3 separate regions of the Homo sapiens genome follow, and all the other regions are linked to region 3. A link is a contact called in ENCODE Hi-C or POLR2A ChIA-PET data. All regions are on one chromosome and are shown on one strand. The core of a region is the stretch at or near the end of the contact, and the rest is flanking DNA. Distances in the headings are between cores, read along the strand shown.

The links. Hi-C counts contacts between places; a loop is a spot of excess contacts on that map. ChIA-PET counts read pairs that join two places held with the same protein, here RNA polymerase II (POLR2A). Pooled maps may share reads with other maps.
Region 1: a map of CD8-positive, alpha-beta T cell shows a loop between it and region 3 (11-fold over the local background). The contact joins the enhancer-like site here to the promoter of ATP8B1-AS1 in region 3. A Hi-C loop is called at or near these places in 3 of 168 maps with a recorded cell type or tissue (CD4-positive, alpha-beta T cell, CD8-positive, alpha-beta T cell and naive thymus-derived CD4-positive, alpha-beta T cell) and 12 of 50 pooled maps. POLR2A ChIA-PET finds 5 or more read pairs at or near these places in 2 of 52 experiments (CD8-positive, alpha-beta T cell and naive thymus-derived CD4-positive, alpha-beta T cell).
Region 2: a pooled map shows a loop between it and region 3 (2.4-fold over the local background). The contact joins the enhancer-like site here to the promoter of ATP8B1-AS1 in region 3. A Hi-C loop is called at or near these places in 2 of 168 maps with a recorded cell type or tissue (gastrocnemius medialis and heart right ventricle) and 8 of 50 pooled maps.

What each region holds. Positions count from the first base shown.
Region 1 is chr18:58,184,062-58,188,869 of GRCh38, reverse strand. All of the region lies in intron 2 of NEDD4L (NEDD4 like E3 ubiquitin protein ligase), which reads right to left. Among named protein-coding and RNA genes, the nearest start is that of NEDD4L, 140 kb to the right of the region's middle. Within about 2 kb of position 2,094, at least 10 of the 41 ENCODE cell types and tissues checked have a DNase peak (open chromatin) inside an H3K27ac peak, as active enhancers do.
Region 2 is chr18:58,300,492-58,304,824 of GRCh38, reverse strand. All of the region lies in intron 5 of NEDD4L (NEDD4 like E3 ubiquitin protein ligase), which reads right to left. Among named protein-coding and RNA genes, the nearest start is that of MIR122HG, 140 kb to the left of the region's middle. Within about 2 kb of position 1,269, at least 3 of the 41 ENCODE cell types and tissues checked have a DNase peak (open chromatin) inside an H3K27ac peak, as active enhancers do; they include gastrocnemius medialis, where a contact is called at or near this core.
Region 3 is chr18:57,628,380-57,632,967 of GRCh38, reverse strand. It overlaps ATP8B1-AS1 (ATP8B1 antisense RNA 1), which reads right to left and starts at 2,637. Exons shown (of 3, transcript NR_164148.1): 1 at 2,450-2,637. RefSeq lists enhancers at 1-98, 2,376-2,865, 2,389-2,889, 2,936-2,985.

The DNA.
Region 1 (4,808 bases), core at 845-3,344, 560 kb before region 3:
CTGGAAGACTATTAGGCCATGCAATCATTTTCTCTAGAAAGACAATGAATTAACCCACTTTCAAGACTAACAACTACAGATTACTTGTGAAGAGACAGTCTTCTCCATAATGCAGGCATTAATATGCATCTGCTTAGCTTCCATTATTCAAAAACAATGTTGGAGGCAGGTAGGTTAGTGCAAAGCCCTGGCCACCAATGTGCTGTTATATGGAAAGTCAAGGGCAGAAGCTGTGGGACCAGAGCAACACAGGGCTTGAGAGTGTACTGGGGCCAGATTCAAATTGGACGTGCCCCACGGCACACTGGAATACAGGCCAGGACAGAATTAGGAGCCCCAAGGCTAGTCCTGCCTCCCCATGTCACTTCAGGTCCTTGAGGGAACAAGCAGCCTCCCAGACTCTGTTTCCCAGTCTGCAGAGGTGGACCCACTCGGTGGTTCCTGACCCTGGCCACCCACATCTCACTCCAGGCCAAGGAAGTCACTTGCTTTGGACTGAGTCTTGGCAACAATATGTTTTTGGAGCTCCCAGGTGACGCTAATGCTGGGACAGGCTTGAGCACCACTGGTGCTAGGGTCCCTTTGAGCCCTATGTTCTGTATGCACATTTTCACTCATCTCCGTTTTCTCCCAGTAGGCCAGTGAAGAGGTGTCTGATGAAAGGAGAAATGAGGTGCTGGAGGACCGTCCTGTGGGGTGGCCTGGGCATCAGGCACAGGTCCTGGTCTCAGCTGGACTATCGCTGAACAGAGGCGTTGGCCGCACATCCCCTTGGAAGGACTCTTTGCTTCCACATTCGGAACACTGTCCTGCTTTTGTTCAAACTCCTTTCTTTTAGCCCTCAAAATACATCTCACATCCCTACCATGAAGTTTTCCCTGGATCAAATGGAGGCAAAGTAGCGAAAAATGCAAACAAGAGATAACAGAGACTCAAGCACATTCCCAGCTCTTTAGAAAGTTAGAACTGAAGCTTCCTGAGCTAGCAGCACATTCATATTCTCTCTCCCTTGAACTCAGACCAAAGAGAAATGAAATGCACATGGGGGTGGGGGGCGGTGGTGAGGATTTTCTGATGTTTAATGTGATTTCCATATTTGCTTTCAGAATACAAGTTCCGTCTGCTTCTTTTTTTATGAGAAAAGGAAATCGTGCATTTAATCGTCTTTGAATATTACTAATTTTATATTTCAAGTATCTGGTAATTTGATTTTCATAATTAATCTTAACACGTATTCAGAACACAAAAAAACTCAATACCATGTGAAGAGAAGGGAAACAAAAAAAGTCCTATTTTCATCTACTACAGAAAATATTAAGTCAAAGGTTTATATGTAGTGAAGCATACTGGATTTAAATCCTAATCATGTATTTTTTAGATTTAAATTTTTTCTTTATTGCTCTTCTGATTTATAAGAACCTAAGAAAAGGGTTTCCCTTCTTACTCCTTCTTCCCCGGTCCCTGCCCTCTGCTGATTTTCCTTCCAAAGGCTGCCCTTCTTACCCATCCCCTGCCCTCCAGTACCCCACCTGCCTGGTTCAGTGATTCAGTGAGCAATAAGTGCAGAAAGCCAATGCCCAGAAGATTAACACAAACTTGTCAGGTTGTCACAAAGTTTTTCTGGGTTCTCCAGGCCCCTCTAGAGCCAGCTCATTTGAAGCAGACAACTGCTGGCCAACAAAGACTGGAAGCCACGGAGACAAAGGAAACCCATTTTTCTGAAGACCCTCCGTGGGGTCTTGAAAAGCCTGTGCACTAGGCTTCATGCTCGGCCCTTCCTACTGAGTGGCCTTCTCCACTGCCTGCTGCTTAAAGGCTTTCCAAGCACCTATTAATTTCAAAGATCACTTTCCTGCGTGAAGACATGCCTGAGAGCATGAACAAGAGTTCTCAGACTGAAAGCAGAAAACCAAGATTCTTAATTAAATGATCAAGTGAGAACCCGATCATTTACTGGTGGTGTAGACCAGTGGCTCCCAGCTCTGGCTTTCATTCCAATCACCTGAGGAGCTGGAAATGCCAGGGCTGCAGACCAGCTGAATCAGAAGGCCTGGAGGCAGGGCCTCAGCATACCAGGTGACTGGCGTGCAGTGAGCATGAGAAGAGAGTCTATGCAAGCATACCGGAATGCAGCTCCAACTCCGGCACTTAAGTCTGCTGTGACTTCAGCAAGATGCCTAACCTTTCTCATCCTCCATTTTTCTCATCTGGAAAATGCCAATAATAATCCTTACCTCCTAAGAGTGATTGATGACTATGATTTAATTATGCCATATAAAGCTACAGTGTCTCAAAATACAGTAGGTCTCAGCCTCTGCTGCCTCATGTATAAAATGCCAATCAGAATAGAGAGAATGATCTGCTGGGAGTGTGAAAAGGAAATGAAGACAGAAGGGAGTGTGACTCACACATTATAAAAAAAATATGAATTCACGATGGGCTAGAGGCCAATTTACAGAACATCCCATTCTCCTGCTCACATCAGGGGTAACTCAACACAGCCCAATAAAATACAGGCCGTAAGCTCTGCAGGAGCCACCATCTCTCTCTGCAAATGCCAGCCTAGGGCTGACATCCAATGGAGAAAATCAGGCTGAGAATAAAACCTGCAGAGGGCAGAGGGAGTGGGGGAGAGAAGGAGAAGGGATGCTGATATCTCAACACAGGTTCAAACTGTTGTTTAATGGACGCTTTTCTGTTGTTTCTAATCTGCGACTCCGTCAACTAGGGAATGTATGTTCTTGTGCATCCTTCTCTGTTCCCGTGTGCATACGTATCCTTCTCTGTGTGCGTGTGCATATGTATCCTTCTCTGTGCGCGTGTGCATACGTATCCTTCTCTGTATGCGTGTGCATATGTATCTGTTGCATCCTTCTCTGTACGTGTGCATATGTATCTGCTGCATGAACTGGCAGAACTGGGAGTGCTGGGTCTAAGAGTACAGGCATTCATCATTTTATTTTACTTTTTAATTTTAATTTTAATTTTTTTTTTTTGAGACAGAGTTTTGCTCTTTTTGCCCAGCCTGGAGTGCAATGGCGCGATCTTGGCTCACTGCAACCTCTGCCTCCTGGGTTCAAGCGGTTCTCCTGCCTCAGCCTCCCGAGTAGCTGGGATTACAGGCATGCACCACCACACCCGGCTAATTTTGTATTTTTAGTAGAGATGGGGTTTCACTATGTTGGCCAGGCTGGTCTCGAACTCCTGACCTCAGGTGATCCACCCGCCTAGGCCTCCCAAAGTGTTGGGATTACAGGCGTGAGCCACAGCACCCAACCAGGCATTTGTCATTTTTATACATATTTCCAAATAGCTAGAGGTTGTACCCACTTAATTGCCCTCCAATGATAGTTTAAGGGTAGCTGTGATAGAAACTGGTAGTATGTTCCTGCTTGTCTGTTTTTACACTTTATATAATATACATATATTTTAGGACATATTCATCAGTGTGGTCATTCATAGCTTCTCCAGTTTGGGGTTGATGAAATGAAACTGCTTTAAGCCTCTTTTTTAAAGACGTGTGGACACCGGGAGTTTTAAAGTGTTTCATACGGAACAGGTACCATTCCCTTTGAAATCTGTTTCTACTAATGGTGCTAATTCCAAGCTCCCTACCAAAAGCTTACAGGGAAGTGAGCTACAGTCTGGGGTAATCCAGCTCCCACGGTCCGATCACAATTAAGACCTCCCTGTCATTCCTGTGGCACTAAATGCTAACCAGGAACCTGTGCCCACTGTTCAGCTGCACATTTGCACCATACTGCTGCTACAAGTACAGTGCCTTGAGAGCAAGGACCATGACTAACGCCGTGCACGCCTGGTGCTGATGAAACTGTAAACAAATGGCCTAATTCACCCTCCCTCGCAGGGTTAGGTCCTGTTTGGGAAAAAGGGTGAGCAGCACTTAGGAGAACACTTTCTTTTCTTTTCTTTTTTTTTTTTGAGATGGAGTCTCGCTCTGTCGCCCAGGCTGGAGTGCAGTGGTGCCATCTCGGCTCCCTGCAAGCTCCACCTCCTGCGTTCACGCCATTCTCCTGCTTCAGCCTCCCAAGTAGCTGGGACTACAGGCGCCCGCCGCCATGCCCAGCTAATTTTTTGTATTTTTAGTAGAGACGGGGTTTCACCGTGTTAGCCAGGATGGTCTCGATCTCCTGACCACGTGATCCGCCTACCTCAGCCTCCCAAAGTGCTGGGATTACAAGCGTGAGCCACCACGCCCAGACAGGAGAACACTTTCTTAAACCCAAAAACCAAGACTTCATGAACAAACATTTCTGGACTACACTGTGTTAATCCTTTACAGAAACTTTATGAACTGATCGGTTTCTCTGGAAAACTTCTCCAAGCCACCACTCCAGGGATGGCTTAGGAGGTAGGATAATAATCCCTACCTCCTAAGATGACGGATGCTAGTGCCCGGCATGATTGACTCCAGGTGCCCAGCAAGGCCTCTCGGTAATCTCAGCAGCACCTCCAGTGAGGCTCATCAAAACCATCTCTGCTCCATTTCAAAACCACACCAAGCAGGCTGCTGGTGGAAACCAAGAGCAGGAGAGGAGGGTAGAGAATCCCATGACTTCAGAACGTTTCTCCTACAAGACGTGACCCCACAACATGGCAATTCCTAAAAGAATGGTGACACTAAAGCCAGACACCCCTACCAGGACACCCTCATTCCCTCCTACCAACAGATTACATCCTTAAGGCCACAAAACACAAGCCCACTTCCTTTAAGTAATGGGGCGCGATCTCGGGTCACTGCAACCTCCACCTCCCAGGTTCTCGCCATTCTCCTGCCTCAGCCTCCT
Region 2 (4,333 bases), core at 20-2,519, 670 kb before region 3:
TCTTAGGCTTGTATCCTCATCCATCCCCTCTTTCAAGTGGTTGCTCACCCTGCTTAGCTTTGAACATCATCAGTGATGGGGAGCTAACTACATAATGGGTTTGTGGAAAGCGGATGGGTTTTGGACATATAGATGGCTAGTTTAAAATCCCATGTCTATCTAGAAGTAGCTGAACAACCAAAGGAAGGTTTCTCAATCACCAAAGGCCAATCTCATCCAAAGTGAGGATAAAAACCACTTTATCTTGCACAGTCATTGATATTACATGGGAAAATTAGATTCAACAAATGTTCTTTCTTTCTTTTTTAATTGAGACAGAGTCTTGTTATGTTGCCCAGGCTGAAGTGCAGTGTCACAAACATAGCTCACTGTAGCCTCAAACTCCTGGGTCCAAGCAATCCTCCCACTTCAGCCTCCTGAGTAGCTAAGACTACAGGCATGTACTACCACATCAGGCTAATTTTTTTTTTTTTTTTTTGTAGAGACAGGGTCTTGTCCAGGTGGTCTCAAAGTCCTGGGCTTAAGTGATCCTCCCACCTCGGCTTCCCAAAGTGCTGAGATTACAGGTATGAGCCACTGCCCCTGGCCAATAAATGTTACTTCTGACTAGGGTATCTCAAAGTCAGCATCATTAACATTTGGAGCTAGATAATTCTTTCCGTGAGGGCTGTCCTATGCTTCGTAAGGTATTTGGAAGCATCTCTGGCTTCTGCTCACTAGATATAGCAGCAACTCTCACCCCTCAGTTTTGTGCAATCCAAAACTGTCAAACGTCCCTGGGAGGCAGGTGTGGGGTCAGGGGGAAGAAGTGCTCCCAGTTGAGGACTACTGTCCAATCCTACTCCCTCCCCTCCACTCTGGAAGGTGTCCATTCCATCTTTGGGCAACTCTATAAGAATGTTCTAGTAATCTGGTGTTCATTTTTCTTTAACTCCTATCTCCTTGAAACATCAAAAGAAAAGTAATGTAAGTTTCTGTAACCAGAAAGTGGCAGGACTAGGATTTCAACCAGAATCTCTTCCATGCTAACACTCAAGAGTGAAACAGTTATTTGTTTCCACTATTTCTTAGTGGCTAATCTCTACCACGGGTCAGGATGGCTTAATTTGAAGAAAGTTACATCCTTATCCTCTAGCTGCTTTTCCTTTTGCCCCCAGAGTACTTAGAAAAAGATCAGCAAGCAAAGCTCCATGTACCAGAGTATTTCCTTATTAACGGGTAAAACAGAGAGTGTGACATAGTTCACTATGTGGCTGCCAGGGAAATCCCCAAGAAGCTGAGACCAAAGGCGGAGCTCCTTGCAAGACTGAGTTGTGTTTAAGATCAAGAGCAAAAGTTACACAGTTTCCAGAATAAGGAGCCAGGCTACATAGGGCTATTAATGGGAACACACAGTGGGGCTAGCATCAAAGCCAGGAAAGCCCAGGAACATGAGAGAGGAAATGTGAGGGTGCTTTAGAGAAAAGCCCAGAGGAGCAAAATGCCCCAAATATTCACTTCAATGTCGTGTCAAAAGCCTTCAACAATCAAACTACCAAAAACAATAAGAATGAGCATCCTAGGCACCAACCTTTGACTCTTTATGTCTCAAAACACAAGATCAACCTGGGAGAGAAAAGTTCCATTCATTACTCATGACTTTTTCCAAGAATCACTGTGTACATGGGCTACAATTCAAGTGCCCATGCTTGCAAGAAGTGGTTGTGCACCTCTGCCATTTGGAAAACCCACCAGGATGAGTCAAGTAAGGCCCCAGGAGCAGGGCTGCCCAGTGCTGACGGCAGGTGTCTACTTCACTTTTGCATTCTGATGCCTCTCTTGCCTCACCCTAGTCTCAGTCCTGAAATCCACTTCTGTTGCACTGCATGCCCTCTACTGACGACTACAAGGTAGAAGAGATGAGGAAAGCACTATCTCCAAGAAGTACATCACCTCGAAGCATGTGTTCAAAGTCACAGGTGGAGATCTGAAGTACGCCGTGGGAGGGGTCCTCCCAGGCCTGGGGCATGGAGCCTTGGGTACTGTTGCTTGCTGGGAAAGAGCTAGCTAAATGGGCACCAATCCTTCCCTGGACAAGGGTCCTCATCTGGAAAATGGGGCTAAGACCATCTGCGTGTTCTATTTCATAAACTGGTACATATCTCAGATGTCAGGGTATATGAAAGGCTGCTGCAAGTTACTATTGAATGTTATTAAGCTACTGTCAATATTTTAAATTGACTGTTGAGAAATAGGAGTAGTAGTGGGTCCCTGCCAAGGCTGGCCAACTGGAAAGCATACAGTTATTTTCAGAAAGCCAGTGGTTCAATTCATCTGGTCTCCAATGAAGGAACTGTTGTGTTGCAGAGTTCAGTGTGTGCAATTTGAGAAACCCTGTTCTATTCTGTGAGGACAAAGTATATGAACGAGCTTTAAAAAAAGTGGGATGGAATGTTAGAAAGTATCCCTTAAAAAATAATTTCATAAAGCAATGAAAGGTAGCATAAGGAGCAAGATGCAAGACTAAATAAGGCTAAAAAACGTGCTCTAACCTCAAAACGGGGACACTCTCTTGGGATTTTAGAAATGACTTCTTTTTTTCCCCTTTAAAACATTATCTAGTGGGAAGCTATTCACCAATGTGTATACATGATACACTGAAGAGGCCATTTACGTATATGCTGGTTGTATGAAACATGAAGCCTATAATCCCAAAGAAAATTGTGTCATCAACAGTAATCCTCAGGCTAGACGACAAAAGATTCCGAAATCTACAAAGTAACTGGGATACCAAGCAGCACTAACCCAGGAGCTTCAGTTACATTCTCTCACTATGCTGAAGTTCTTAGTGAATCCCCCTATCACCGGGGCAGGGGCAACAAGGGGATGTGATGCGTTCCATCACACTTCCAAGTGCACACTGGTGGGCACCTCCATAGGGCGCCTGTAGGGAATCAAAGGGCATGGCACCAGTGGTAACTCACCTCTGATGACAGAGCTGGGCTTGGGGCCTGGGCACAGTTTCTTGGTCATCCTAAACATTAATGGGTATTCTGCATTCAACTCCATGATATTTCAATGGCTAGAACTAAGGCTGCAGAAATACGCACCATGTTTCTACCGTACGATTCACAGACAACAGCTTGAAAAAACACAGGCTGCTCCAACAATCACAGGGACCCTGGCAGAACTGTTCAGCTGCACTCCCTCTGACCCTGAGTAAGCTCCCTAGCCTCTCTGAGCGTCTCTCAAGTGGAGATAATAGTTTATAATCCAATGCATTATTAGAGGAATCATGAAGATATGCACAAAACTAGCATAAGGTCTGAAAGACAGCAGATGTCTGAGAGGTAAATTAGACTGTTATTCTACAGGGTACCTCCCTGGAAAGAAAACCAGAGAGAGTGACACATTGCAGGGGGCACTTAGGAGCTGGCCTACATAGTCACAGCTATAAACTATATAGATGATTCCCACATAACTTTCAACCTTCCCATTGATCAAAGCGCCCAATTTCATTAAAATTCAACTTCTAATGACTATATTCATGGGCTGAATTTTACTAGAACACGAGGAGGAGAAGGGGTCAGTGAATAGCAATGGCCCAGGAGTTCAGATACTCTGGGCTAAACTGATATATTCAGACACGTAAATGAGCTCTATAAGTTGTCATTCTTTTATTGATTTAATCATTTGAGCTCTTCCATAGTTTAAAGGAAAGAGTACTGAGAGAGTTAAAGGAACCTGGTGACTAACACACTATGGAACCCAAGGGAAATCACCTAAACTTTCTGTGCTGTATTTCTGTGCTGTATAAAACGTGGGGCTAAGACTCGGCGATTCAAAGATTCTTTATACATGTACAATTCTCAGAGCTTATGAGATACACCCTGCTGTAATAATACCAGTTTCCTTTGCCCTTAGTGTCTATTTTGGACAAAGTTTAACTGAAAAAAATTCTCTAATAATCTGTAAATCAAGCAATATGCACATACTTCCAATTTAGAATCTGAGGAGCAAATCTAGTAAAGCAGACAGAGCTGCACACAGGGGCAAACCTTGTCCACTGGGCCACAGACTCATTCATCCTGGAACCCCTTGCACCTAACAGAGCCCAGCATATACTGGAATTCGGTAATACTGCACTGAACTGAGCTGGGACTCTCTGACTGCCATGTGCAAAAAACTCCAGGCATGGCCTATACAGAGTTTCTCTGCTCTCATTCCTGAGTAATTCTGAGAACTGAGCACTGAGAAAGACAGCAAAAAGAGCATGGCTCCGTATTCTGTCTTTCGCTCTATTCCTGGCCCTGAACCTTTTTGGATGGTGACTTGGTGTAGTTATTTAACTTCT
Region 3 (4,588 bases), core at 1,388-3,887:
CCTCTGCCCGGCCGCCCCTACTGGAAAGTGAGGAGCTCCTCTGCCCGGCCAGCCGCCCCGTCCGGGAGGGAGGTGGGGGGGTCAGCCCCCCGCCCGGCCAGCCGCCCCGTCCGGGAGAGAGGTGGGGGGGTCAGCCCCCTGCCCGGCCAGCCACCCCGTCCGGGAGGTGAGGGGCGCCTCTGCCCAGCCGCCCCTACTGGGAAGTGAGGAGCCCCTCTGCCCGGCCAGCCGCCCCGTCCGGGAGGGAGGTGGGGGGGTCAGCCCTCCGCCCGGCCAGCCGCCCTGTCTGGGAGGTGAGGGGCGCCTCTGCCCGGCCGCCCCTATGGGAAGTGAGGAGCCCCTCTGCCCGGCCACCACCCCGTCTGGGAGGTGTACCCAACAGCTCATTGAGAACGGGCCATGATGACAATGGCGGTTTTGTGGAATAGAAAGGGGGGAAAGGTGGGGAAAAGATTGAGAAATCGGATGGTTGCCGTGTCTGTGTAGAAAGAGGTAGACATGGGAGACTTTTCATTTTGTTCTGTACTAAGAAAAATTCTTCTGCCTTGGGATCCTGTTGATCTGTGACCTTACCCCCAACCCTGTGCTCTCCTGAAACATGTGCTGTGTCCACTCAGGGTTAAATGGATTAAGGGCGGTGCAAGATGTGCTTTGTTAAACAGACGCTTGAAGGCAGCATGCTCGTTAAGAGTCATCACCACTCCCTAATCTCAAGTACCCAGGGACACAAACACTGCGGAAGGCCGCAGGGTCCTCTGCCTAGGAAAACCAGAGACCTTTGTTCACTTGTTTATCTGCTGACCTTCCCTCCACTATTGTCCTGTGACCCTGCCAAATCCCCCTCTGCGAGAAACACCCAAGAATGATCAATCAATAAATAAATAAATAAATAAATAATAAAAAAAAAAATAAGAAGCAGTGGTAAGCCAGAGCATACACAGCCTGGAAAGCCTGTAAGGATGTTGAGGTGAACCCTGAGAGCAAAAGGAAGTCCATGGAAAGTTGCTAGATAGAGAATGAAATGACTGTGTTTATATTTGTAAGTGTTCGCCCTGGCTGGAGTGTGAAGATTAGATTGGAGAGGTGTGGGGAATCCAGAAGATGGGTGGAGAGGTTAGCCAGAGGGAGGATGTGACTTGCATTGCACTAGAGGGAAAGGATGGATGCCAAAGCACGAGAGTTTGCAGGTTTCAAGGGAGGGCTGTCAGACAGCATCCATTTAATAGCTTGAAGCAAGAGACTGGTCATTTGCTGAGATTTGGGGCTGTGGGAAGGACCTACGGTTTGAGACATTCTGAAATGCTGACCAGAAAGCCCACTGTTGGGGGAAGACAGGTTTAGTGGGAAGGGCAAATTGAGAGACGAGGTCCACCAAGCAGCTCTCAGCAGTTTGAAGGCTTCAAGTTGTTATTCATGCATATCATGGAACAAAAGAATAACAATGATTAACCATTAATGCCATTTATATCCTAATTCAGAAAGCTTACTGGATGTCAAGTACATGTTAGGCATATTTTGGTATAGCTGATCTCATATTATCCTCACAATAACCTTCCCAGTGAAGGGTTATTATCACTTTATAATTGAAACATCTGTGGCTCAGAAAGGTTAAGAAACTTGACCAGGCTCACCAAGCCAGAAAATGAGTTCTGTGATCTATGGAACGTATCTGGCTTCATTCAGAGCTCTAACGGTACAGGAGTTACCATTGTTCACCCTCCTTAAAGAATGAGCATCCAGCGGGACTTTAAAATAACTGTAATTTTTTTTAGTGAGAGACAAGGTGCTTACAAGCAAGCAGCTTGCAATCATGAAGCCTGGGAATCACTGAAGCAAATCTAAGTGCTTAAACTTAACTACAGGAAAAGGAAAGTTAAGTTTTCGGTTCCTCAAATTAATATTTTCATTGTAATGATAATTTCCACTTTTAGTTTGCCGTTTACAAGCCAATTTTATTTTTTATTGCATCTATCTATCATCTATCTATAATTTATTTATTAATTAGAGACAGGGTCTCTCTCCGTAGCCTCAGGCTGGAGTGCAGTGGCGTGATCACAGCTCAGTGCAGCCTCGACCTCCATGGCTCAAGCGACCTCCCACCTCAGCCTCCTAAGTAGCTGGGACCACAATCCCATGCCAATAAGCCCGGCTAATTCTTGTATTTTTTATAGAGGGGCGGGGGCGGGGGTGGCTCACCACGTTGCCCAGGCTGGTCTCGAACTCCTGGCCTCAAGCGACCCTCCACCTCCGCTTCGGCCTCCCAAAGTGCTGAGATTACAGGCGTGAGTCACCGCCCTCGATCTCATTTAAAATATAACTGAGATTTTCCAACTGCTTCACTGATTTGTTAACTAAGTGAACTCTGCTTGGACCCCTCCCCGATTCCCGGTACTGGGACAGGGAAACGAGCCCTAGAGGCGCCCGCAGTGATGTTTGCCTGTTCTCTTACCGAAGCCTGTTATGAGGAGCAAAAAGCAGAATGTCCAAGAAGGCTCTTTGAAGATGTCTGTGAGTTTGCCTGGGGACAGCTCCTGGAAGGCGGTGTCCCCGCGACTAGGGCGAGCCCCGGATTCCCCATCATCCCGGACTCCCCAACACCCGGAGGCGCGGCGCCACGAACAGGACCAAGTAGGAAATGCAAGACCACGCGCCAGAAACGCGGAAGTGGCCCGGAGACAACATGGCGGCGCCGGCGTCAAGTGCCCTAACCCCGGACCGGCGGCCTGGTACGGTGGCCTGTGGGGGACGCCACATTAAAAGAACAGAGACGCTCATCCTGCGCCTGGTAGGGCGAAGTGGGGTCCGGTAAAGCGACCTTCAGCGCAAAGCTGAGGGGGCGCAGGGACCTAACAGCAAGGACCGCAGGGGGAGGCCACCCCTTGCTGGCCAGAATCAGAATGAAGAGACAGACGATAATGCCGTTCATTCTGGCCGTCCCGAGTAGCTGGGACTACAGGCGTGCGCCCACCACGCCAGGCTAATTTTTTAAAAATTTTATGGAGACGGGGGTCCCACTATGTTGCCCGGGCTGGTCTTGAACTCCTGGCCTCATGTGATCCTCCCACCATGGCCTCCCAAAATGTTGAGATTACAGGCCTGAGCCACCGCACCTGGTCATTCAACTATTATTTTAAGCCACACACTTCTGCATAATAGAGCATGTATTATTAGTCTACTATTGCCACACTAAAGAGGTGTAACAAAATGCCTCCCAAACTCAGAGGCGTAACCCAACAATCGTTTATTCTCACTTATGCATCTGCAGGTCACTGATGTGGGCTGAGTTCAGCTGGACGTGTCTCCAAGCTGAAGATTGGGTCCCTGTCTTCTCCATGTCTCAGCTTCCCTGGACCAGTGGGTCAGTCAGGGCGTGTTCTTCTCATGGTGGTTGTTCACAGAAAAAGCGGTCTTGATCCAGACCCCAAGAGAGGCCTCCTGAATTACACGCAGGAAGGAATTCAAGACAAGTTGCAGGGTACGGTGAGAGTTTATTGAAAGCGCCTCCATTACAGAGTAGGGCGTCCTTAGGAAGCAAGCAAAGGAATGCCCCGTCTTTGTTTTAGCTTTTTCTTTTTTTTTTTTTTTTGAGATGGACTCTTGCTCTATTGCCCAGGCTGGAGTGCAATGGCACAATCTCGGTTCACTGCAACCTCTGCCTCCTGGGTTCAAGCAATTCTCCTGCCTCAGCCTCCTGAGTAGCTGGGATTACAGGCGCCCGCCACCACGCCTGGTGAATTTTTGTAGTTTTAGTAGAGACAGGGCTTCGCATGTTGGCCAGGCTGGTCTCAAACTCCTGACCTCAGGATGATCCACCCGCCTCGCCTCCCAAAGTGCTGGGCCACTGCGCCTGGCCATTTTAAATTTTTCATATATAGGCCGGGCGCGGTGGCTCACGCCTAATCCCAGCACTTTGGGAAGCCGAGGTGGGCAGATCACAAGGTCAGGAGATCGAGACCATCCTAGCTAACACGGTGAAACCCCCATCTTTACTAAAAATACAAAAAATTAGCCGGCTGTGGTGGTGGGCGCCTGTAGTCCCAGCTACTTGGGAGGCTGAGGCAGGAGAATGGGTGAACCCGGGAGGTGGAGCTTGCAGTGAGCCGAGATTGCGCCACTGCACTCCAGCCTGGGAGACAGAGCGAGACTCTGTCTGAAAAAAAAAAAAATTTGATATATAGGGGTTTTGTCTATGTAAAGGCTAAACTAAGCTGTGTCTTTGTGCATGTGGTCTGACAGCATGACAAAATTTATTATTTTATTGATTTAAAGAAAACTCTCCTTGACATTTTAGTGTATAAGTACATTAAAGCATAACTATAATTATCTTGAAAGCATATATTACGGGTATTGGGACATCTGGTCTTTCTGTTGTTACAGGATTGTGTCCTTGCAGGTATCTTTAGGCTGTTTTCTCAACTGTAAACATCTTATGACCATGGGTTGTGACTGGCAAGGAGTCTCAAGATGGAGCTCAACTTAAAATGGTGTCACTCTGGCCCTCCTAGGCCTCGGCTTCTCTAACAATGGCAGAAGCAAGAACACAAGTCCAACTGCACAAACACATTGTAAACCTTTGCTTGCATCACAC